Regions from separate parts of the Mus musculus genome. Here regions 1 and 2 are each linked to region 3. The links are chromatin loops, found by intact Hi-C in ENCODE. Cell type or tissue: left cerebral cortex. All regions are shown on one strand. Links, peaks and the distances in the headings refer to the core of each region. The heading gives the core; the rest is flanking DNA.

What was found. Hi-C counts contacts between places; a loop is a spot of excess contacts. Peaks named below come from ENCODE experiments on the same cell type or tissue, not always from the same donor. Only the 100,000 strongest peaks of a DNase experiment are listed, where the experiment ranks them.
Region 1: it touches region 3 in a loop (5-fold over the local background); 8 of 42 quality-filtered maps call a loop at or near these places.
Region 2: it touches region 3 in a loop (2.3-fold over the local background); 8 of 42 quality-filtered maps call a loop at or near these places.

What each region holds. Positions count from the first base shown.
Region 1 is chr2:102,103,351-102,111,264 of GRCm38, forward strand. All of the region lies in intron 2 of Ldlrad3 (low density lipoprotein receptor class A domain containing 3), which reads right to left. Among named protein-coding and RNA genes, the nearest start is that of Ldlrad3, 79 kb to the right of the region's middle. In left cerebral cortex, for the core only: a CTCF peak has its summit at 4,159 (motif pointing left); DNase peaks (open chromatin) are centred at 4,172, 4,293, 5,606 and 6,084; H3K27ac peaks cover 1,448 bases.
Region 2 is chr2:102,090,642-102,098,555 of GRCm38, forward strand. The region is part of intron 2 of Ldlrad3 (low density lipoprotein receptor class A domain containing 3); the gene reads right to left. Among named protein-coding and RNA genes, the nearest start is that of Ldlrad3, 92 kb to the right of the region's middle. In left cerebral cortex, for the core only: no CTCF peak of the experiment used is centred there; DNase peaks (open chromatin) are centred at 3,936, 3,989, 4,276 and 5,472; H3K27ac peaks cover 672 bases.
Region 3 is chr2:102,026,593-102,034,506 of GRCm38, forward strand. The region is part of intron 4 of Ldlrad3 (low density lipoprotein receptor class A domain containing 3); the gene reads right to left. Among named protein-coding and RNA genes, the nearest start is that of Gm39888, 39 kb to the left of the region's middle. In left cerebral cortex, for the core only: CTCF peaks have their summits at 4,240 (motif pointing right) and 6,601 (motif pointing right); DNase peaks (open chromatin) are centred at 3,318, 3,671, 4,234, 6,383 and 1 more place; H3K27ac peaks cover 610 bases.

The DNA of each region.
Region 1 (7,914 bases), core at 1,933-6,932, 77 kb after region 3:
TATGCCAGCTGCTGAGGGAAGAATGTGAAACAAAGTTTGGGCTCCATTTTGTTTTCCCCAATGCCCACAGAATCGAAAGGCCACCAAGGCAGTGTCTTGCCCAGATACCACAGTTCCACTGGATGGAGATAGGATATGACACAGACAATGTGGCTATACAGCAGGTCCCTCCCACTGTACATGATGACTCTCATCCTGCCTGCCCAACACCCTAAGGAAGGCATGCACACATAGTGCATTTATCTGTGGGGAAATGTTCAACTGCCTTGGTTGAAACATCTAATACCGTCAATCTAGGATGGTGCTGATGGCAGAGCACGCCACTGCTTTATGTGCAACGAAGACCAAAACACTGTGGTGGTCATTCTAGGACCTCATGTTTCCTGACTCTATCAGATCGTATGGACAGGACAACAATCCATTTACAGCTATAGCCATCTTGACTGCCTTCAGATGAACAAGAAGTTGAAAGGCAGGGCAAATGAGAAGTGTAGTTTTTTCTTGTTTTGTTTTGTTTTTGGCAAGTTCAGATTCTAATGTTGAATCTCTCTTTTGCTCTCCCCTTCCCCCCTTTTTTAAAAAAGAAAATCTAATAAGCCCAATTTTCATGTGTGAGCTTACAATTTATAAAGATTAGCAGCTAACCCATATTCTTAGTGTTCTGCGCAAGGCAAACACACTGGACTTAAAGGCCCTGAACTAGCAGGGACATCGCAGCCGTAGGCGGGGCTGGAAGGCAGAAAGCTGGCGACGGGGTGTTTCATCTCCAGCACGCTGCCTACCCACACCCACGGCGGAGAAAAGCACAGCTCTGCCAGGCTGCGTTCTCACCAACCAGCACGCTGAGTGTGTCCTCATCACAGAAGTGGAGGAGTCGAGATACCACATGACAGAAGAAAGAGTAGTATAACCAATTTAAATATATTTATACTTATTCTATCCTCCAGAGAGGGCACACCTCACACTTAGACTTTGCACTTCTAGTCTCCAAAACTGTGGAAGAGCCACTTTGTGTCATCCGGGGTGTGATACAGTGTTCTAGAAGTTCTAAGAAACTGATAAGCCCAGCGAGCTGGGGAGCACTTTGTCTTTTTTTTTTTCCTCATGCAAAACTTCTGGCATCTTTTGGGAAAAACAAAAGCAGAACTACCGGGGTCTCTTAAGCAAAGGCTGCAAGAGAGAAGATTTATGGGAAGTCTGACAACCTGGATTTGTTCCTATATAGGTGACTGGCAGGTCCTACCTAGGAATGAGGGATTCTAACATCAGAACCAAGAATCTTTTCTCATGGCGGCTGTACAGGTATAAAATGCAAGCGTGGGGGAAGAGGGAGAGGAGCGTCTGCATCAAGTTTTAAAATGGTTTCAGGCCAGTGTATGAAGTGAAAGGTCTCTATGCACAGGTACTGGAGAAGGCTACAGGTCACAAAACGGAACACAACCAGACAAATCCACATAGGTATGCTCAGCTCTGAGGACAAGCCAACCACAGCCACTCTGGCAGTTGGGGACCAACTCCAGGTTCACTGCAGGTTCACTGAGGCTGAGACTCTGGGAAGAATGCAGAGGAGGCTCCACCAAGAGCCACACTCAACTCAGGTCTGCAAAGATTTGTTCTTTTTCCCTCTGGCACCAGCTTGGGTATCCAGCTGGCTCTCTAGAGAGATAAGCTGAAGGACATTTTGACATTGGCTGGCTAAAGACTCCCTCAAACAAAAAGATATTGAGCCAGGAAATAAAACAGTTTCTGTGGCAGAGCCTCGCTTACTGGAGTGTAGGAAGGTGAGGGACCGGGCATGTGGAGGCTGCAGCCGACCATACCATGCTGGGCAGATAGAGACCTCACGCAATTTTCTGCTTGTTCAGAGGTGGATAGTATACTGTTGCCCGAGGCACAATACCTATTGGATAAGATCAGCTTCTTTCTGATTACATCATGCAATGAATGATTTGAACATGCCCTCTGGTGAAGGTGCGGAGACAGTCCCTTATCTTATAGCCAAGGAAGTATGTGCTGAGAAAAGTATAGTAGCACTGAGGGCGTCGGGGACTGTGAGAACCCAGCATGGTCTGGCCCTAAAGCCCTGTTCTGAACTATAGGATATATGATTTCACCTTTGGGATGGAAGAACCCAAGGGTCTGGACGTGACTGAGTTACCAGAGGTATTTAAAAACACACAGCAAAATAACACAAGTAGGAAAGAAAGAACACACAAGAGTATACACATGGGTCAGCATGAAACCACAATCAGTCTCTGGGCCACTCTGAGGGCCACTTCTGTTGTCAGAAGTCCAACTCCTTCAGAAGCCTGTGGAATTCAGTACTTCACTAGGGCTAGCCAGAGTTAAGACCTGCAGGAATAGGGACACTTCACATGTGACACAGCAGATATTCAAGCAGAAACTGAGAGTAGGACTGTCCCCAAGAGATGGAGCAAGTATGGCAAGCCAGTTTAAAAAAAAAAAAAAAAAAGGCCCGTGTCCACTGCTTCCAGGTTAGCCCAGGGGAGCACTCGTGTCTTCCCAGTGATCCCCTGGGAAGAAAGAAGAGTCCTCTCCCAGGGCAGCCATTATGAAGCTTCACCAATAGAGTGGACGGTGTAAACGAAAAGCCCTGGAGGTTGTACAGCAGGATCAAGTGGTCATCAGGGCCACAATTCCCCCATCGACTCCAGGCGGATTCCCTTCCTCACCCCACCTTGTCTTCTAGGGAGCACGGTGAACCCTTGGCATCCCTGGCTGAAGGCTGTGTCACTCCCACCTCGGTCCTTGTCAGACAGTATCCCTCCCTCATGTCTTTACATTATCTTCTTAGAACACCACGCAGACTGCAATAAGGGCTCTCCCTACTATAATATGACCTCATGTTAACTATTCACATCTGCAGTGACCCAATTTCCAAGTTAGGGCATGTCCTTGGTTACTGGGAATTAAGATCTGAACATGCTCTTATGTTCAAACCACCGAGAAAGCAGAAGCCGATGCCTGTGAAAGTCATCACACTTCACAAGTGTTGGACACGCATGCATCTCTAGGTGACAACTTAAAACACAACGGTGATGAGTCCATGGCTGTGCTAGTGTACGGGGTGACTGTAGCCAGCTTCCACAACCTGAACGGCTTCAGCAGCAGAAGCTGATTTTCCCGAACTTCTGGAGGACAGATGTCCAAAATCAACGTATATGAGACACGAGGACAGCCGGCTTTCTTCTCCCTGTGGCTTTACATCACCTTCTGTCTCTTGGTATCTGAGTCCAAATTTTCTCTCTTGGAAGGACTTCAGCTGTGATCATTTAAGGCCCACTCTGTGACCTCATTTTAATTCAATTATGTCTTTGCGGTGCTTAATTGTGACTGTCAACTCCAGTGGGGTAAGAAATGCCTGCAAGCTCAGTAAAGCACACCTCAGGTACATCTTTGGGGGTGGGGCACGGTTCAGAGAACATCAGATCCTGAGTTCTCAGACCTAATCAATCGATGTATCCCACAGTGAAAGGCAGGAGGTGAGGCTTAGCTTGAGGAAGTCACTGGGGATGAGTCCTAGGGGTGACATCTTGCCTTGGCTCTTCCCTGTACTGTCTCCTTCTGCTTCTTGGTGACCAGGATATGAAGCGCACTTCTCCACCATGCCCTCTCCGTCAGGATGGCTCCTCTGAAACAGGGAGCAATGACCCCCTTCCTCCCTTCTACGCTGTCAGGTATTTGGTCACAAAGCAAGCAGAGTAACTAATCCATTCTGCTAAACTCCACACCAAGCAAGGTCGAATCCAGAGGCACCGTGCGGAAGGATTTCAACCTCAGACTGCAGCAGGTAGCATTACCTGATTCAAAATATTGGTGGTTCGGCAATTCTGTTTGGATCCAGCTGAAAGGGAAAAATCCATTCAGCTGTAGCTGCCTCCCACAACTCACTGAGAGGTTCCGGCCTTCACTGGCCACAACACCGCAATGGCCACCATCCCGAAGCACGCTGCATGCAGCCCATGACAAGCCTGGATTCCCCAGTCTTTGTACATGCTAAGCCATTAGAAGGCAGCTTATTGAAACAGCCAGTGTCCCGTTCAGGCTAGCAAACTCAAACTCCACTTCCCCCTCTGCTTGCTCTGAGTCCATGCCAACTTAGTTGGTTTAAAAGAAAATGTTACATGTGGTGCCATCTAGAGGCAGAAGAAGCCTAGGACGGTGACAAAAAAAAAAAAAAAAAAGAGGAGGACCCCTTTATACTTCTAGGGGACCAGAGTTCCACACTTGCCCCTGAAACTCTATCCAGTTCTTCCACCATCATGCCTGAGCAATGAGTAAGCAAGAGCGGGGCACAGTGGAGGCAGATGGAATTCGGATTCCAAGTCTGCACCTACTTTCCCACGTCTCTGGTTTGGGAGATTCATTAAAATGTTTTCTTTTAACATCCTTTAGTTTCTCCTCCACACTCCACCAGACATGCACGCACCCAGGCAAAAGTCAGAGATGATAAAAGTGCCACACGTGACCAAAGACACGATGAAATTCTCCCAAGGAGAACTAATCCCACTTGTGAGGAGGAACCCCCAACAGTTTGTCGAGACACAGAGATAACAGTAAAAGCCCATGGCAGAACAGGAAGGTCTCAAGGCACTCGGCTCTAGACATCTGTGTCTCTGCTTTAGCACTGGGAATGGGACTTTGCTTCTAGGAAGAGGTTTCAGAGGCCCATAGGACTAAAGGCCACCTTAAAAATCATTATTGGAGAAAAACATTATTGATGTGTTGAATTTTTTCCTATAGTTTGTATTCTGAATGTCCCTCAGAGGCCCAAGTGTTAAAGTTTTACTGACAGGAGTAGGAAGGAGGTGACGGAGCCTGAGGAGGTGGGGTCCAGAGTTAGTGATCTGACAGGACAGTTAAGAGCACTTGCTACTCTTCCAGAGGACCTGAGTTTGATTGGCAGCACCCATGTTGGGCAGTTCACATCTCCATCCCTCTGGCCTCCATAGGCACCTGGCTACATGCAAACATGTATGTGCATGCACATGAGAGAACAAACACTCATAATTAAAAATAATAGCACTATAAAGAAAAAGTCTACTAGGAAGCCTTTAGGCCATTGGGGGTGGCCTGAAGAGGATGATGAGACCCGGGACCTTCCTCCTCATTCTCTTTTCTGCTTCCTAGTCATGAGGTTTCACTTCACTGTTCACTCTCCCACCACGACACACCATCTTCCACAGGCAACAGAGCCAACTGGGTTCTGAGGTTAAAAACTCCAAAATAACTCTCTTTCTTTATAAGCCAACTACTCTCTTTTGCATTAGTTGCAGGAATTTCTGTTAACTACAACAAGCACAATACAGGTAACATAGATCCACGGGTAATACAGATCCACAAGATCAGCGAAGGGTCACCTACACAGGTGAACAAAAAATACTCTTGGGAGTCTCTGATAGAGGAAGGCTATGGGGTCTTCTAGAGCCAACATGCAAGCTCTGTGTGCTTGCTGGGCCTCTGTGACGACAGCTCCTTCCTAGTAAAGCTCCCGTGGCAACCCAATGCGTTGCTCTAGGACATAAGGTGCCTGGCTCAGTACGGTGCCCAGGACACTCAAGCACATACTCACTGTGGCTCCTGAAAGTGAGCGCTCTCACGGAGGCATCGCGTTTCCTGACACATATGTCTCATCATTTTATTACCACAGAAACAGAGGGAAGACATGAAAAGCAATTTGAATAAACTTATCACTCAGGGCAATTCACTAGCCAAGAACTAGCACACCAAAATAAAGCCTCCGAGCCCCAGCTCTGAGCGGAGGTCCTCCAGAGGCACTCTGCACAACAGCTAATACCCGCAAGGCCCAGGTGAGAGTTAATTTCAATTCATCAACAAATATCTCACAAAGAAATAAAACTAATAGCTAAAAATATAAGCATTCTACCTTGTTAACTAAAAAAATTAAAAATGTAAAATACATGAACTGCTCTCAACTATTAAAATAACCAGGAAAAGAGAGTTTATTTTAAAGATATTACTCAACGCTGCCAAGACTAAAATAGGTCCCAGACTTCACTCCTGGCCAGTGAAAGCAAACCAGTGCAGGCCTATAGCAAAACAAGTGGGCAGTCTGTGGACACGGGCAGGAAGAGCTCCCGCCCTACAGCACAGTCTTGTTTCTGAGAACCCAGTCCTGGGAAATGGGTGGTGGGGGTGCCATCCCCACTGTCAAGCTGTCAATGCCAAAGACTCTTCAGTAGCAGAAAGCTGAACAACGTTAGCAGGGAGAGATAAAGATGAAGCTCAGGGCAGATACTGGCCTGGGACACGTGAAGTCCTGGGTTCAATCCCAAGCAGCAAAAGTTAAAAAATAAAAAACAAGAGAAAGGACTAGTAGCATAATCAGTAATATCATACCAAATTAGTGGATTATTATCTAGGAATTAAAATGGTAGAGAAGGGCTGGAGAGGTGGCTCCTTGATTGAGAGCACTAGCTGCTCTTCTGGAGGACCAGGGTTCAGTTCCCAGCACCCACATGTCCATACCTCCAGTTCCAGGGGAGCCAGTATCCTCATACAGACATGCAGGCAGGCAAAACACCAATGCACATAAACTAAGATATTACATGATAGTGAATTATAGAAAAATCACTAAGAGGACATCACGGGGAAATCGCAATGGAAAAACTGGGAATGAAAAACTGGACTTTCCATGGTGATTGCAAATGGGAAAAACCTGAGTGAAAAGCTTCCAAGATGCTGAGTGCATGTCACAGGGACAGGCTCCGATGACATTCCTTTGTCCTCCTCCACTCAATTTTTGCAATATGTGATATTTTAAAAACCCTTTATGATAGATTTTTTTTCCTTATTTTCTAAAAGTCTTTCCTCTCTACTGCAGATACAAAGCAGCTGCTCACAAGACCACATCCCACCGCGGGACCCATCTCCAGGCTCCCTGTGCCCTTTCAAAAGAGCAAGGATTTGCAAGCTCTTTTCTAAAACATTATCTTCTCCATGCCAAAGTGCCTCAGAGTGCTGGATGCCATGACCTCCCAGAGGTCACAGTGGCCACCTCCCTGCCCTTCCCTGAGGCAGACAGTTGTTTCAAAGAAACTCCTTCCATGAAGGTGGCTGCTCTCAGAGAAAGTGAACTCTTCACCTCTGCCCTCAGCCCTGTGCTGCTGGCCCAGGCTGACCCCACCACACATCCTGTCACCTGCGGAGGATGTTTCTATGTGATGCTAAACACAGTGATGAACAGAAGCCAAAAGGCGGAACAGGGTGGGAGAGATGGCTCAGTGGTTAAGAGCATCTGCTTCTCTTTCAGAGGACCAAGTTTAGCTCCCAGCATCCATGTCAGATGGCTCACAATTATCTAACTCCAGTGCCAGGGTATCTGATGCCCTCTTATGGCCTCTGAGGGTACCAGTAGTCAAGTGGACTATATCCACAAGCAGATAGATACATTTACATGTAATTAAAAAGAATAAAGGTAAGTCTATTTTTAAGTAAAGGACATGCAATAGAGTATGGCGAAATTGCAGTGCATATATTTTCACCATACAATGACTAACAATACACAGAAACACAGCTCATGTTAAATAGAGAAGGCAAGGCATGGGCTGGGAAGACGCGTCAGTGGCTAAAGCTCTCGCAAACGTGAGGACTGCAGTTCAGATCTCACCCAGTAACTGCAGCCTTGGAAGCAGAGACAAGCAAAGCCCAGAGAAAGCTAGCTCGAAAAGCTGGCCGTATCGGTACTTCATGTAAGAAGAGAGCCTGCCTCAATGAAGAAGTTGGAAGAGCAATGAAGGGTGATTCTAACAGCAACCTCAGGCATTCACCTGTACATGTACATACTTAGCTCACACACATGAAAATAGGGGAAGAAAAATAAAATCCATACAATCACGCCCTGATGACACAGACTACCCATTGCTGTGTTTT
Region 2 (7,914 bases), core at 1,933-6,932, 64 kb after region 3:
ATTGCAGAAATCCCAAGTCTGAGTATGGAGTGGATTTATCCAGTGAAATAGGACACTCCTATCCCCTACCTAGACCTGTGAACTAATCTTATGTGACCTGTCTTCAGTCCACGAGGGACCTCGACTATCAGAAAGCAAGGAACAGGGCAGTGTTTGTCAGAGTGGTTACAGAAACTTCCTAAGCTTCATCTGAGACTCACTGCTTATGGAAGGAAGGTCTGAGATTATTCTGATGCAGACAGCTTAGGCCCTGGGAAACACAGACTTGAGGCCTGAGGTATACAGACCTCAGACCCGCTGCAGCAGCAACCACCTGGGTTGCTATTGCACAGCCAGCCTTGCCCCAGACCTACTGAACTAGAATCTTCAACTGACAGAGTCCCACCCTCCACTCCAGCTTCTGAAGACTTATAAAGCTGGAGGCATCAGGGACCGTTTCAGGGAGGATTTGGGAACTGAGGTCAGTGGTCCTAGGAACCTGCCAGACATCTTTAGTGCACAGAGCCCAGAGATGTTCCTGCTGGGTTTGTGTGTGCTGGGGATGGTACAAGGATGCACACACAGAGATCAGAGGACAGCCTTCTTGCTTCAGACAGGGTCTTTCACCTGCCTGGGATTTCAGCAGTATGCTGGGCTAGTGGCCCACAAGCCTTCAGGGGTCTTCCTGTCTCTGTCTGTCGTCTGTCTCACCATCACCAGGTATGCACATGTGAACTCCCACCCCTGGCTTCTTACAAAGATCCTGGGATTCAAATTCAGGTTCTCACGACTTTTACAAGGCAAGCATTTTCCCAACTGAGCCAGCTCCCCAGCTGTCGATTTTTACCAGGAAAGGCACCCCTGAGGGAGACTCCCATTGTGGTTCTGATGTTTCAAGCCCCTGCTGCATGCTCTGGAACTGAAGAGCAGTTAGAATTTGCTTCAGCTACTAAATATTCAAGCTCTTCCCCCCCCCCCCCATTTTTTGCAGAGGAAATATGTTGTACAGGGTCTTGCCTCTAATCTCTAAGGCTCCTCAAAACCCTCCACACTGATGAGCCAGGCCATACACTGACCTGCAGGGGGCAGCATAACAATGGTTTAGGCTCACTCTGGAATGTCTGTATTCATATCTTGGCTCCACCTTTCCTGTAAGCTTCAATCCTATATAAAGGGTGTGTGTCTGTGGGATTTAGTGTGGCAATCTAAATTCTTTATGATATCAGCCATGCAGAGCACTGAGCAGAGAGTCTGGTGTACAACGTTGCAACAATATTCCCAGGTTGGCACAGACCCCAGAGTGCCTCTGTATACTCTGCTCACTAGGAGTCCAATCTTTTTGCATATGTAAACAATTCAAAATCTATTCCTACACATGTGCTCGTGTGCCAGCAAACGGTTCTGTCTTCCCACAGGGACAATCATAGGTATCTGGTGCTTAGACGTGACCAAGTCCCTTTAGAGTGGAGGAAAGTAGAGCCTAGGGGAGCTCGAGCGCTCAGCTCACCCACAGCAAGAGCTGGCTCCTGCACAACCCTGCGAAAGAGACAGTAACAACCAGGAGGAGGGAGGGAGGGGGGGTCTTCTAGAGTTTGCCATTCTCCCTGCATAGGAACACCCAGGCTGCCTGAGCAACAGCTGATCTGAGGAGGGCTGCATCTTTTCAGCCGGCTGAGCTGCCTGTCTCTTCCCCTGAAACCCTGTTAGTCACTATGAGTACCCTACCTCCCTGGAATTAAATACAAAAGCCACTGAAGCTGCCAGGGTCCACAGTTCTTGGGCACAAAAGCCCCTCATTAGCCTCTGTCCCTGTCTTAAAATCTAAGCAAAACATTAGGATGTAATGACAGAGGATGAAGATAATAGGTATCCGCAAATGCTGACCAGGGAGGGGTGTCCCAGGGTTCACATCCACTGGGATCCAACTGTGGGAAGAATGGTTACTTAACAGGCAGGAACAGGGATGAAGCAGAAGGAGACGTTGTGAAGACAGGCTGTTAAAACAATCAAGAGGTCCTTTAAAAGTCTTGAGAGACATATGGGGGAGGTGTCTGTCTCTGTCTATCTCTCTGCCTGTCTGTCTCTGTGTCTGTGTGTCTCTGTATGTGGTTGTATCTCTGTGTGTGCATGCGGCAGATGGAAGGAACCCTGCTGCTCTTTAGCAACCCTATCTGGCTACCTGTTAGGAAAAGCCTAGCCGAGAAAGCGGCCACGAGAGAGCAGGACACGTTGTCCGTGCATTTCCAAAGTCTTTCTTCCTCGATGGGGTCACTCAGCAAATATACGCTATGCTGGGAGCGCACTGTGCTTGTTGCTGGGAAAACTGAGCAAGATAAATTCAGGCCTTTTGCTGGCTGTCTGAAAACATCTAATGGCCCTAGAAAGCAAACACCCATGGCCTTTATTGCATCTGATGCTGACAAGTCATAGGTAGAAACACACAGTTCTATGTGAACTGGAGGAAAGAAGGTCTACCTGCCGGGGAAGAGAGGGGACAAAGATTTCTGGGAAGGAATGGCTACAGAGTGAGGTATTCCTCTTTTTATGTACCAAGACAAATCTATCCATCAATCTACCTAAACATGCATTAACCCACTCACCAATCAGTTAATCCATCCATCTATCCATCATCCATCCATCCCTCCCTCCCACCAATGGTTTGAAAATAGACCCATGCACTCATCAACCCATGCACTGACTCCTTCATTTACCTATACCCATCCATCATCAACATAACCACCCACCCAACCACCTATCCACATTATTTTGTTTGTGTTTTGATTGATTGTCTTTTAAAACAGGTTCCCACTTGGAAGCCCAATGGAGTCTGGAACTTGTTATGTAACCCAGGCTAGCCTCCAACTTGCAATTCTCCTGCCTCAGCATCTGGAGTGCTAGAAATACAAGCATGAACACCAGGCCCATATTCTGTGTGTGTGTATAAGTGATCATGAATGTGCATGTGCATGCATGTGTTGGTAGGTGTGCACATGTGTGTGGAGGCCAGAAGATAACCTCAGCTATTATTTCTAAGGTACTGGTCACCTTGTTTTGTTTGTTTAAGGGTCTCTCACTGTCCTGGATATTGCCAAGTAGTTTAGGATGGCTGGCAAGAAAATCACAGGCATCCACTCAACTACCATCTGTGATGGTTTGTATATGCTCGGCCCAGGGAGTGGCACGATTAGAAGGTGTGGCCCTATTGGAGTAGGTGTGTCACTGTGGGCATGGGCTTTAAGACCCTCATTCTCGCCAGGCAGTGCTGGAGCATGGCCGGTGGATTTCTGAGTTCGAGGCCAGCCTGGTCTACAGAGTGAGTTCCAGGACAGCCAGGGCTATACAGAGAAACCCTGTCTCGAAAAAAAACAAAAAACAAAAACAATAACAAACAAACAAAAATCCTCATTCTAGCTGCCTAGGGTCTTCTACCCGCCTTCAAATGAAGATGTAGAACTCTCACCTCCTCCTGCACCATGCCTGCCTGGATATTGCATGAACCTCTGATTCTGTAAGCCAGCTCCAATTAAACATCTTTTTAAGAGTTGCCTTGGTCACGGTGTCTGCTCACAGTGGTAAAACCCTAATTAAGACACCATCTCTCTAGTGGTAGGATTACCACACCAGGGTCTCTGTCTCTTGTCTCTCTCTGTCTCTCTCTCTCTCTCTCTCTCTCTCTGTGTCTGTCTCTGTCTCTGTGTCTGTCTCTGTCTCTCTCTCAGAAGACTAAACAAAACAAACAAAACAAAAAGCAAGGGCTCCAGGGAAATGAACTCACATCCTCACATCTGCAAGGCAAGCATCCACTGACCCCGATGCGGCCCCAGCAGTGGCCCACATGTGGCTCACATTCCTTCACCACAGTTTCTGTTGCTGTTTTACACAGTTCTGTTCTGAAGCCAGGAGAGAATTCAAAGAACTGCATGATGTCAATCCTGTAAATAATCAGTATTCCAGGGAAGGTGCTGGAGGGCACGTTTCTACTTTAGAAGGGAAGGAAGGCTCAGAAAGAAATACCCCATGCTAAGTTCTAGGCAGGGTCAAGAACAGCAAGCCAGGGCTCCCCTGCTGCTCCTCTGCAGCGGCCTCGCTGCCCACCCTTGAATTCACTCAGAGCCACTGTGCTGCTTTTAAATTGTTTGTTTTGTTCTGATTTTACCCAAGCCCTCGGCATTCATTCGCAGGGTAAACAGGACACTGCTCCTCTGTAATTTTCCTCAAGGCTGTCCTTAAACATGAGCCGGTAAGGATGACTGCTGATTGGCAGGAGAAGAAAGTCTGGCAGAATTAACAAATTAGGTGATGACACCATCTGCCTTTGTACTCCTCCTGTCGGCAATGGAAAACAAAATACTTCTGAAATGTAGAAGTCGAGGGAGAGGCTGGCACAAGACCAAGGGATATTAACTAGAGAGCCCAAGGAAAGCGGGCATTGTTTTCTCGGTCGTTCACATGCGCCAAGGTGAGAGTTGCATCGCAGCACGATTATTCAATGTGCAGCTGATGTTTTCTTCTCAACCATGCCTTGCAAGGAGGGGAGGGGGGTGAAGGGCAGAGCAAGAACCTGGTCCTTCACTGTCTGGGTAGACATAAGCTTTAATGATGAAATGATTCCCCATAAAGAGTCACAGCTTCTTCTGGGAGCCTCTTGAATTATGAAAGGCATAGCCACCTAATACTGAAAACTTGGGCAGGGCACTAAAGAGAGATGCCCACCCCTGCACCAGGGAGGTTGGTTGGGGGAGTGGTGTGTGTGTGTGTGTGTGTGTGTGTGTGTGTGCGCGCGCATCACACAAGGTAGAGCTCAACATCAGGCGTCTTCTGCCTCTATGTTTTGAGATTCTCTCTCTCTCTCTCTCTCTCTCTCTCTCTCTCTCTCTCTCTCTCTCTCCCTCCTTTTCTCCCCCCTCCCTCTCTCTCTGAACCTAGAGAGTCTATCAGCTGGTTAGCCTAACTTTACATGTATGCTGAGTGGTGAGGGTTGCTTAGCAAGCATTTTACCGGCAGACTCATGTTCCAAGCCTTGAAGAGGGATCTTAATGACACAACCTATCTGTACCAAGGATGGGCCTGTCTGAGATCATCTCTTCCTGGTCTCATGAAGAGGATCCTGTAGCTGTCCCCTAGTCTCTCTGATGTCAAAGCACTGGTACTGTAGCTCCTCAGGCTGACGGCCACGCGCACTGCATCACCCACAGTGTCAACAGCTTCCCATTTCCCACCACAAGTGGAGACACTGACCCAGCCACACTGCCAGATTGGAGCCAAGTAGGACCTGATGCAGTTAGGAGCCAAGAAGTGTCTACTAACAGGTAACTCATCAGCCCTGCAAACCCACTGCTACTCTGAAAGCAGACGGGGGCTCATTATAAAGAACAAATGTCTTGAGTACCACCTGTGCTCAGTGAGTTGAACTTGAGTTCTGTTCCAGCAAGAGACAATCCTGGCGCGGTCTTTGGAATCCCAGAAGTTAGGAAGACTTTAAAGACAGAGAACAAAAGGCTGCTTAGGGAGTCCAGCAAGAATTCATCCTTGGATCTGTTTACCACAGAACCCTCAGTGGAAACAAAGAAGTGTGTAAAAGCCCACACATTTTTTTAAAAATAGACATGAAGCTGTTCTGCTTGAAGCCGTTTTGCTTGAAGCAGGAAAAGGGTCCAAACCCAAAACCCCTGCTGCTCTGTGTTCCCCTTTCTCCTTGGTGGCAGTCACCCTTGGCACCCCAGAGGCCCAGTCCAAAAAGCAATGATATAGGAATTGGCAATACAGCCCCACCAGGAAGGCTGAACCCCACTTCATCCTGACCATTGTTCGGCTGCTCTCAGCTGCACTTGGCTGCACGGCTGAGATCGGGGCAGCTTCCCCTTTGTACTTCGATTCTTCACAGACAAGGATGACCATCGCTGCATTGTCTTGAAGATGATGATGGGATTATTAATAACGACAGCTGATACCCCACGAGACACAAGTCTAAGGGTCATGAGACTTTGTTGTAGAGCAGCCTAACTGTTTAACAGGTATAAATGTATTTAAGCTCTACCAGAAATGTCCCACATAGGCTCATGTGGCCACCAGTTGTGGTGGACCTAGAGGTATCCCCCCTCTCCTCCCCACCCTCTCCTTTTCCCTCTCCCTCCTTCCTGACTGCAGATATGACGTGACCAGTCACCTCTCTCCTCCCACCATGCCTCCTCCATGATGGTCTGGATCCGCTCAAGCTGTAAGCCAAAATCAACCCTTCCTCTTTGCTTTGCTTTGAGTGAGGAATTCAGTCACAGAGCTGGAGAGAGTCTATTTCACCCTTTCCCCATTTCACAGATAAGCAAACTGGAGTGGAGAGAAATTCACACATGGGCATCACATGTAAAGGAACAGCACTAACCCCAGCATAGCCTGTTCCAGCCTTGGGTACACACACACACACACACACACACACACACACACACACCTCCCCGCCCCCCCGCCCCCCCCCCACTCTTGCCGAGAAGTTCATTTCTGGCCCAATGAAATGATTTTCTCACAAGATCAACAGGAGTCCACCTGATGATGTCTTTAGGGAAGAATATGCAGGAAGGGGCCTTTAAAGCAAAACGAAGAGTGGACACATGTGGTCGGTGTCAGGTCCTTAGCACTACTGTTGAGGGTGGACAGCTTCTGAAGGCACACCCTGATAGAGATGCCCCTCGGCTGCCTGCACCTGAGAGAATGACAACATGCTGCGCATCTATCTCTTCTACCTGCATATCGAAAGATGCAAGGTTTGTCCAAGCGATGACCTCATGCATTAATATCGGAATCTACCTTGGCACCTGGGGTCAGCATACAGCAGACACCCCTGGCTCCCTGGGCTGCTGGCTTAGATGCAGATTCCTAGATGCCCTATTTGGGAGATTTCATTCAAGCAGGCTTTGAGTCATTCCTGTGTCTATAATAACAAGGCAGTCAGGTGTCCTGCCAAGCACAGGCAGGCTGGGGGCTGTTCCTAACAGCTGCTAGCCCCAGGTGGTAAACGAGCTAGACTTTCTTTCACTGCTATTCAGGAACAAACTCAATGAGAACTTTTATTTTTCTTATTTTATTTTATTTTTTGGTGACACCACGTCGAACAGCTTCATGCTGAACTGTCAAGATAAGCCTACAATATTCTTGCATTCTTCCACAAGATGTATTAGTCACGGCATTGTGGGTAGTGCAGTGGCTGTCAGGTGACAGCGGGCGAGCATTTGAAGCTGTTTTACCTGACAACTTTTTAGGGGAGTTGAAAGTATGAGGTAATGACAGGGAATCGCAACAGGCATTATTGAAGGCTGGCTGAGTGACAGGCACTGTATGTACTAAGAGGGTGTCAAGCAGTCATCTTTCAGAAGCCACTAACATAAGAACTACTCATCTCTCATGTTACACATGTGGCGGTTGCTGAGGTACAGAGAGGTTAAGTGGCTCGCTCAGGGTCACACAGCAGAAAATAGTCAAAGATCATTTGGTCCTCTCCTGGGACTCTGCAGCCCCCACTCTTGACCACCAACCACACAGCTACACTCTTCCCTTGGCAGCTCCAGGTCCTACACCAGCAACTTAGCAACTTCGATAAGCATCCTTGAAACCCTTCCCTTATCCTTAGGAATGACTTTATGCAAAGCTAAACATGCAGAATACTTGTCATCCTTTGGGCTTTATTCTGCTTTTTCTTCTCAGGAAACTCCTTGTGTTTCCTTCAGACTTGTGTAAGGAAACCTTGACCTTGACACAGGGGCATTTGGTGTGCCCTCTAGGAGGTGGTTATGTGATGAGGGTGGAGCCCTTGCAGTGAGATTAGTGCCTTTCAAAAGAGTGGGGAGGGGTGCTCATGCTAAAGAGCATCTCTGGGAGGACCAGGCTCCTACAATGGCATCTGTGGACCAAGGACTTCCCTGAAGAGCTGGGCAAGCCGTTCTTAAA
Region 3 (7,914 bases), core at 1,765-6,764:
AGAGGAATGAGGTCAGACGTGTTGCCTCCCCATAGGGCCTGTGGGTCAGAGAAGTCAAGTCTCCATGATTTCCCCAAACGCTGCAACGGGAAAGGTGCCATGCCAGTGATGAATCCTGTAAGAATCAGATGGCGCCAGGGTGGAACTCAGAGGTACAACTTTCTATTTCTCCCAACTTGGAGGAGGAGGAGGAAGAAGAAGAAGAAGAAGAAGAAGAAGAAGAAGAAGAAGAAGAAGAAAGAGAGGTTGCCTCCCTGGGCTGAAGGGTCCAAGAAGGTGGGTGCTCAGAAAGCCCACAGTCCCACCTAACAGCATCTCCATGTCTTTCTGCATTTACAGAGGCAAGTGTGAGGAAGGGAAGATGACAAACTAAGACAGAAGGATGCAGAAAGCTGAGGGCTGGTCACAGGATTAATAAGCCAGGAGAAAATAGGGGACCAGAGGCAAGGGGAGATGGAGAAAAGGACCAACCCTCCCCTCATCTTTGACACCTCTTGGTGCTCAGCAGATAGTGCCTGTGGGAGCCCCGGAGAGTCCACACTATCCACTACCATATTGCCAAGTCTGACCTACTCTTCTCGATCCAGATCAAATGGCTGATTTTCAGCAAGACAGGAGGTTCCTGGGATTAGGTTCAGCACTTCTGTAACAGAACGAACCCAAGAGGGAATAGATGAGTCCATCCTTCACTCAGATCATTAGCAGATACCTCTACCTTCTGCTGGAAGCAAGGCTGGGCTCCTGCTTGCAAACACGCCTGGCTGCCTCCTCCATCACACGCTCAGAGAGCCCAGGAGAGCTTCCTGAGCAGAGCCCAGTATTCATTTCCTACAGCACACGGGGGAAGATAATATGCAAAACTCCCTCCAGAGCGGCATACCTGCAGATTAAGAAATCACTTCCCTCAGACATGCAAAGAGTGAGGACCCCCTGGAGTGAGAATCTAAGACTGAGCCAGGAAAAATCGCATGGTTTGGAGAGCTCCATCTTTACAGAAACTGATGAGCGGCTTGTTAATAGGTTGATGCACTTAGCAGCGCACCTGCTGCATGTTAAGGGGACTATCATTGATGCCTTACACATCTTAAATGGCAGTAACAAGGGCTGAGTAATACGTGCCATTCATTACCCAGGCTCACTGGAATTTCCTCACGGTTTCCATGGAATGCTGACTGTATCATTTTGCCTTGAAGGACATAATATGCACACTATTATAATTTTTATATTTTTTATTTTTGGTATGTGTGTATGGTTGTCCCCAAATGCCTGGTGTCCTGCTGTTACTACTGTTATTTTTGTTATTTATTTATTTATTTATTTATTTAATTTTTTTAGATTTTCTTCTTTAAATTTCATGACTATGGATGTTTTGTCTGTTAAGTATATGTATGTGCACCACATGTATACCTGATGCCTGAAGAGGTCAGAAGAGCACACTGGATCACCTGGGTCTGGAGTTACAGATGTTTGTGAGCCTCCATGTGGGTGATGGGAATTGAACTCGGTCCTTTATAAGAGCAACACATACTCCTAACTGCTGAGCCAACTCTCCAGCCCCATTCTCCTTGTTCTTAAATCAAAAAATATCCAGGTGTTAACTCTGACAGTAAAGTGCTTGTGCGGGCATGAAAAACTGAGTTGGATTCCTGGTAAGGTGGCACTTACATATAATCTCTATAGTGTGTGTGTGTGTGGGGGGGGGAGGTGTACAGGGGATAGACAGTGGGTGGGGAGGTGTACAGGGCATAGACAGTGGGGGGGGAGGTGTACAGGGGATAGACAGTGGGGGGGAGGTGTACAGGGCATAGACAGATGATTCTCAGGATTGCTGGCTTGTCAGTCCAGTGAAATTGCTGCACTCCAGCTACCAGTGAAACCCTGTATTGGAAAATGAGATGGAGCACGGTGTGCTGGTACATGCTTTCTAAAAAAAGATTTATTTATGTATTTTATGTACATGAATGTTCTGTCTTCAGACACACCAGAAGAGGGCATCAGATCCCATTACAGATGATTGTCAGCTATGTGGGTGCTGGGAACTGAACTCAGGACCTCTGGAAGAGCAGACACTATTTTTAACCACTGAGCCACCTCTCCAGCCGGCACATGCCTTTAATCCCAGCAGTCCAGGCAGGTGGATCTCTGTGCATTTGAAGGCAGCCTGGCATACATATCAAGCTCCAGGCTAGCCAAGCCTACATAGTAAAACCCTGTCTGAAAAAGCAAGCAAACAAAAACCAAACAACAACAACAAAAGAAAAAGGCTGTAGATGAGGAGGAAACAAGTCCAAGGCTGTCCTTGGCCTCCACACAAACACATGCACTTGCACATACACATGCACAGAAACACACAAGATAAAAATAAATTATCAAGGTCAATATGCATGTGGCTGTATGCACACACATATGCTTTCCATGAGTGCAAGGGAACTTGAAAGTGAAGAGGTGGTAAAGCCAAACGCCCTCCACTCTCAGTGTTGCTCACCAGAACCAATCCTGTCTACCGGAGTTGGACAATCCTACTTTCCAAAGGGGCAAATATAGGGGCACAACTCAGGGTGCCTGAGAGTTGTTACTGACATGGTGCTACTGTAACCACTGCCTGTCCATCCTCTCACAAAGAACACAAATCAGCACGCCAACAGAGCCATCTTGTTATCCTATAGGAACGGCTCTGAGGCTCTAGGGAGAAAGTCACTTGTCCAGGTCACAAAGCAGGGGAGCCAGGGACAGGGAGACCTGGCATCCCTGAGCTGCCATCTTCCCTCCATTCATACATCCTCTCCCAGCCTGTGTGTGATACAGGAACTCCAAACACAGGCACCAACAGCATGTCCCATAAGTGACATCTCTGTTCATGGGGAGGTGGGTACTGAGAGCTAAATATGACATACAACTGTGACAAAACTGCAGCTGCAGCAGGAAGCTCCAAGGATAAAGGACAGAAGGTGCAAACACCATCATCTGGACAGAATATTAACAGTGGGCTTGCAACTTGTGGTAAAATCCTTGACCATTCATTGCCTCTGTTCCCTGTAAAGTGGGGAATAAAAACATGTACTCTTTTGGACCATTGTGTGGATTAAATGCAAAGTATCCAGTACTTGGGCACATGACACTGTATAACAGACGAGCCATAATGAATAGTTAATTATTTTACTACTCCAAGGCTTAATGACAGTTCATTACAAGAACTGCATTGTCCTGTGAACATGATACTGTGCCTCTGCGCACACCCAGATGGTGGAGTCCTCTGGCATCTGGGCTGCATATCATTGATATGTGGCACAGCGTCTTCCTTCTACAGGCACAGTGAACACAACACCAAGGGATTAAATCAGGCACAGGAGAAAATGATGCATTCAAAAGGCATGGCACACACAGGCCGTATGAGGCTGCTGCTGCTGGCCCAACAACATCCTGCTCCACAATAAACTGTGTGAGGAGCAGGAATTCGCCCTGAAACAGAAGTAGAGCCAACACAGACAGAAGCCAGTAGCAGTTGTTTATTATTGTCACTGACTGGCACACTATTGCATGGTGCCACGTGTTTCTACACCTAACCCTGTCAACATCCTCACAAGCACGTGAACAATGCACCGTGCTGTGACATTGGGGTGGCTGTGTCTTCACTGTGGTGGCAAGACATTTTCAGTCACTTTCCAGCTGTTTCACAGCAAGGCTGCAATACGGAGTCAGTCTACATTGGCTGGGACACCATTTAGGGGCAATGGCAGTATCAGAGTAAGTGCCTGTCATCAAAAGCCATGCTCAGTCGATACACCCACACAAGCACCCCCACCCACCCCACACGCACACACACCCACGCACACAATTTTCTTTCTCACACAGAGACTGGTTACTAAGTCACATCTTTCAGAATAGAGAGTGGATTTGGCAGACAAGCCTCTTAATGTGACTTTCTTTATTTTCTATCTCCAGCTCTTTTATAAATAGGTTTGCCAAATTGATGCTTAATAGCTTAATATCGGGTTCATATTAATCTCACCCTGTCTGAGCTTCAAAGGGACAAACTGTTCTGACTGTTAATGAAACACAATTTTAGTTGCAAATTTCCCTGGGATCAGAGCTGGGGAAAGAAAAAAAAAATCCAAATGATCTAAAAAGACAAACATCTCCCTGGTGCGCTTTTCAAGCCACTGGGATTTTATGCAGCCTCCTCCCAGAGCCAGGGAAATCCAGCTGCCTCGGGAGCCGCTAGATTAAGGCCCCCAAGGACACTAGATGGCGCAAGAACATGCTCCAAACCATGCAGATGTGCCTGCCTCCCTTCACCCACCCTGCTCCAGGCCCAGGTGGGTTCACTGAGACAAGATTTGTGGTACAAACCATGCAGCCTCCGTAAACACTCCAGATTCTACAGCCCAGAGACAGTTGTTTTCATTTTCTGTTCTGACCTGACACACATCTGGGCATTCTCTTCTGGATTCAAAATGTGAGTAAGCCAGTGGAGTCGGTATTCTGCACTGGTGAGCTGCACCTCAAAACCAAGGAAGGCCAGGTGTGATGGTGCACGCCTTTAATCCCAACACTTGGGAGGCAGAGGCAGGCGGATCTCTGAGTTCGAGGCCAGCCTGGTCTATAAAGTGAGTTCTAGGACAGCCAAGGCTACAGAGAGAAACCCTGTCTCAAAACAAACAAACAAACAAACCACGGAAGATGGAAGATTCCGTGTGCTGTGTATTATACCACAGTCCTTTAAAAAGGGCAGATTGTCCCCAGTAATAGCAATACTATTTCACTCAGAAAAGCTAAGCATAAAAAAACTTGGTGCTGTTTCTTGGTTTGGTATATTGTCCTTTGGCCCCAAAGTAACCAATGTATTTATTTACTTTATGACTGGTTAATTTCAGGACCCAACTACTGTCATTCATGATACAACTTCTTCCCTTACAGAGAAATACCAATCCTGCCCTATCTGAGAAGGCCAGAGGCGGGAGGACATTACAGAGGAAAAGCGTCCCCAACCCCCATGGCCAAAACTTGCTTGCAAGCTGCCTCTCATTTCACTGTAATTCCTTGTGTAAAATGCAAGCATCCCTCATCCAAGCACTGTAACAGGCACAGCCTCCCATCCATGTGCACTGAGATCCACTGGGCCCACTTGTGGTGGGACAAAGTCAGACAAGAGCATCCTGAGAGAAGCCAGGGCTGATGGAGCACAGGTAGAAGTTTCTGTCTAGTCAACGGGGTGGATGATCTGGGATGCTGGAGTCTTGACACTGGAAGAACAGGAGATCAAGTGCTTTGATTAAAATTCAGAGAACAATGCATTTCAGACTCCAGAGCTGACAGTCCCCAGGAGTGGTGCAATGATACCACAGCATAGCGTAGCCACAGAAGCTCCTAATCAGCAGCAGTGAGAGGCACAGGGGGTGAGTCACAAGAAGCACCACTCAGGGTGCTGTCTTAATTGGGGTTTTACTGCTGTGAACAGACACCATGACCAAGGCAACTCTTATAAGAACAACATTTAATCGGGCCTGGCTCACAGGTTGAGAGGTTCAGTCCATTATCATCAAGATGAGACCTTCCAGGCAGGCGTGGCGCAGGAGGAACTGAGAGTTCTATATCTTCATCTGGAGACTGCTAGCAGAACACTGACTTTCAGGCAGCTAGGGTGAGGGTCTTAAGCCCACGCCCACAGTGACACACCTACTTCAACAAGGCCATACCTATTCCAACAGGACCACACTTTCTAATAGGGCCACTCCCTGGGCCAAGCATATGCAAACGATCACAGGTGCCTAGCATGGTCTAAGCACTCAGACTTTCGGTAGAGGGCAATGAGCAGTAACAGAGTGGTAGAGGGGGCTGGAGAGAAACCTCAGCTCCAACTCAGGCTTACAGAAAGGCCTTGCAGGCTTGTGGTGAGACCAAAACAGCTCACCAGAGCCCTGTAATGCCTTCTGGTCTCACCTGGCTCAGGCGCATCTGCTTCTTCCTTCCAAATGTCTTCTGGGCCACTCCTGACCTCCCAGTACCCTAGAGATGTAGGTCAGGATCGTACGCTGTATCTAGGACCAGCCCCCACCTGACCCAGGTGGGCACTACAGGCAGGCATCCCCACACTTCCTCTCTTCCAATGGGGGTTCCCTCACCTTGCTGTTCCCTCTACCTAGCAGCCGCTTCCCTCTTCACAGACTCCTGCCCACCTCCAGATTGAAACTGCAAACCTCTGCTTAGAGGACTCCACTCTTATCCTATTGTGCCCTACACTTTTCCTTACACGACTCACATGCTTGTGATTGCCATTTGCCGCCTGTCTCCATGCTCTGCAGTGAGCTAAATGAACATAGTACGTGGGCTTGCAGGAAGCCGAGCCATGGTTATCCTATCAACCAATGTGGGTGGAGGCTGGGAAAGGAAACATCTTTTGGCAGAAAGTGGTCCTAAAACAGTTCACCAAGCAAAGACCCAAAGGAGGCGAGAAGACTGTGGGGTGGGGCAAGGGTGGTACAAAAGTCCCTGCCACCACAAAGTACCTCCTTTCACAGCCTCCAACTGCCTCACTGTGACGGAAATATGGCAGAACTCTGTGCCTCAGCTGCTGTCCTGGCAAAGTGCCCAACCTCAGCTTACACCCACCTGCAGGGGGTGGCAGAGCTTATAGAACTTGGGATGGGAACTGAGAAAAGGGAATTATCTACAGGCTCTAAGCCCAGAAAGCCCCGTGGACCTGTGGCAAGCCTGGCTGGATGTAGGCTCATGTCCGCAGGATGGCTGGAGACCCTTCCTGGCTGGGTTGGCTCATGTCTGCAGCACGGTTGGGGACCCTTCCTGGCTCCTTGTTATTTTCATTCTGGCCTGAGACACAGGATGCTGGATGTGAAGATGAAGGCTGTATTGACAGGAAATTCCAGACCTCATACCTCTGGCCTTCTTAGAAGCAGCGAGACACCAGCTCCTGTTCATAGTAGCCTTAGCCACCACCCCTGCAAGTCAGACTCCCTGGCTTTGACATAGTCAAGAGGGACAGGCGAATAGAAGGCCTCCAGAATTGTACAGTGCACCTTTGAACTTAACCTCTCCCCCATGGTGACCAGGGCATCTGAAGACAGGGCTCCCTCCCCCATCCTTCCCTCTCTCTCCCTCCAAAGCAGACTGCTAGGTCTTATCACCTCTCCTGTGCGAAATCTCAAATCTGCCTGTTTTGCTCCACAGGACTTGGCATTTGCCCTCCGTGTCCTTCATTTGGTTATAAAAGTGGAGGCCCAGCATGGTCTCTCAGGGCCAACCTTGGCCTCTGCCTACTACTGCCCATCACACCTGAAGCTGCTCTTTGTGTAAGTCTGACCACACGTGTCTGCTATGTGTTGCTGCTGCTGCTCTTAGGATGTAATGATTTCTGTGACATCACAACCCCCCAGGCCCTAGCCGAGCATCTGTGCACGGTGACTTAGGAATCTGCATTTGTCAAGCACCTGGCACAGAGCAAGGCCGAGCAAGGCAGTGCTAACTGTGTAAGATGGACCAGTGTTCTCGGGGGAGGCAGAGGAGGCTGCACTTACAGGGCTGAGCCCTATGGGGTGGGTGTTGATACAAGTGCTGATTAACTGTTTGCCTAGATACTGTATCACAAACAAACAGGAAATTAATTCTCCATCTTTCAATTCCCTTTCTGAGTTTAATTGCAAGCCATATAATTGGTCTCAATTTCCTTTAAATAAAAAGCCTTCTGCTATCAATATGTAACAGCAAGGAACTCCAGCTCTCTGCTACCTCGGATACTTCTCCTTCCTCCAACACATGGGGAAACAGCTGGACACATTCTGATATATTTTTGAAGGGCACTAAAACACCCCACCCAGACCTTCGAGGTAGCAAAAGCAAGGCAAGTGTGTGCTTTAGACACCTGCAGGCAGATGTAAAATGTAAGCGTGACAGGCAAGT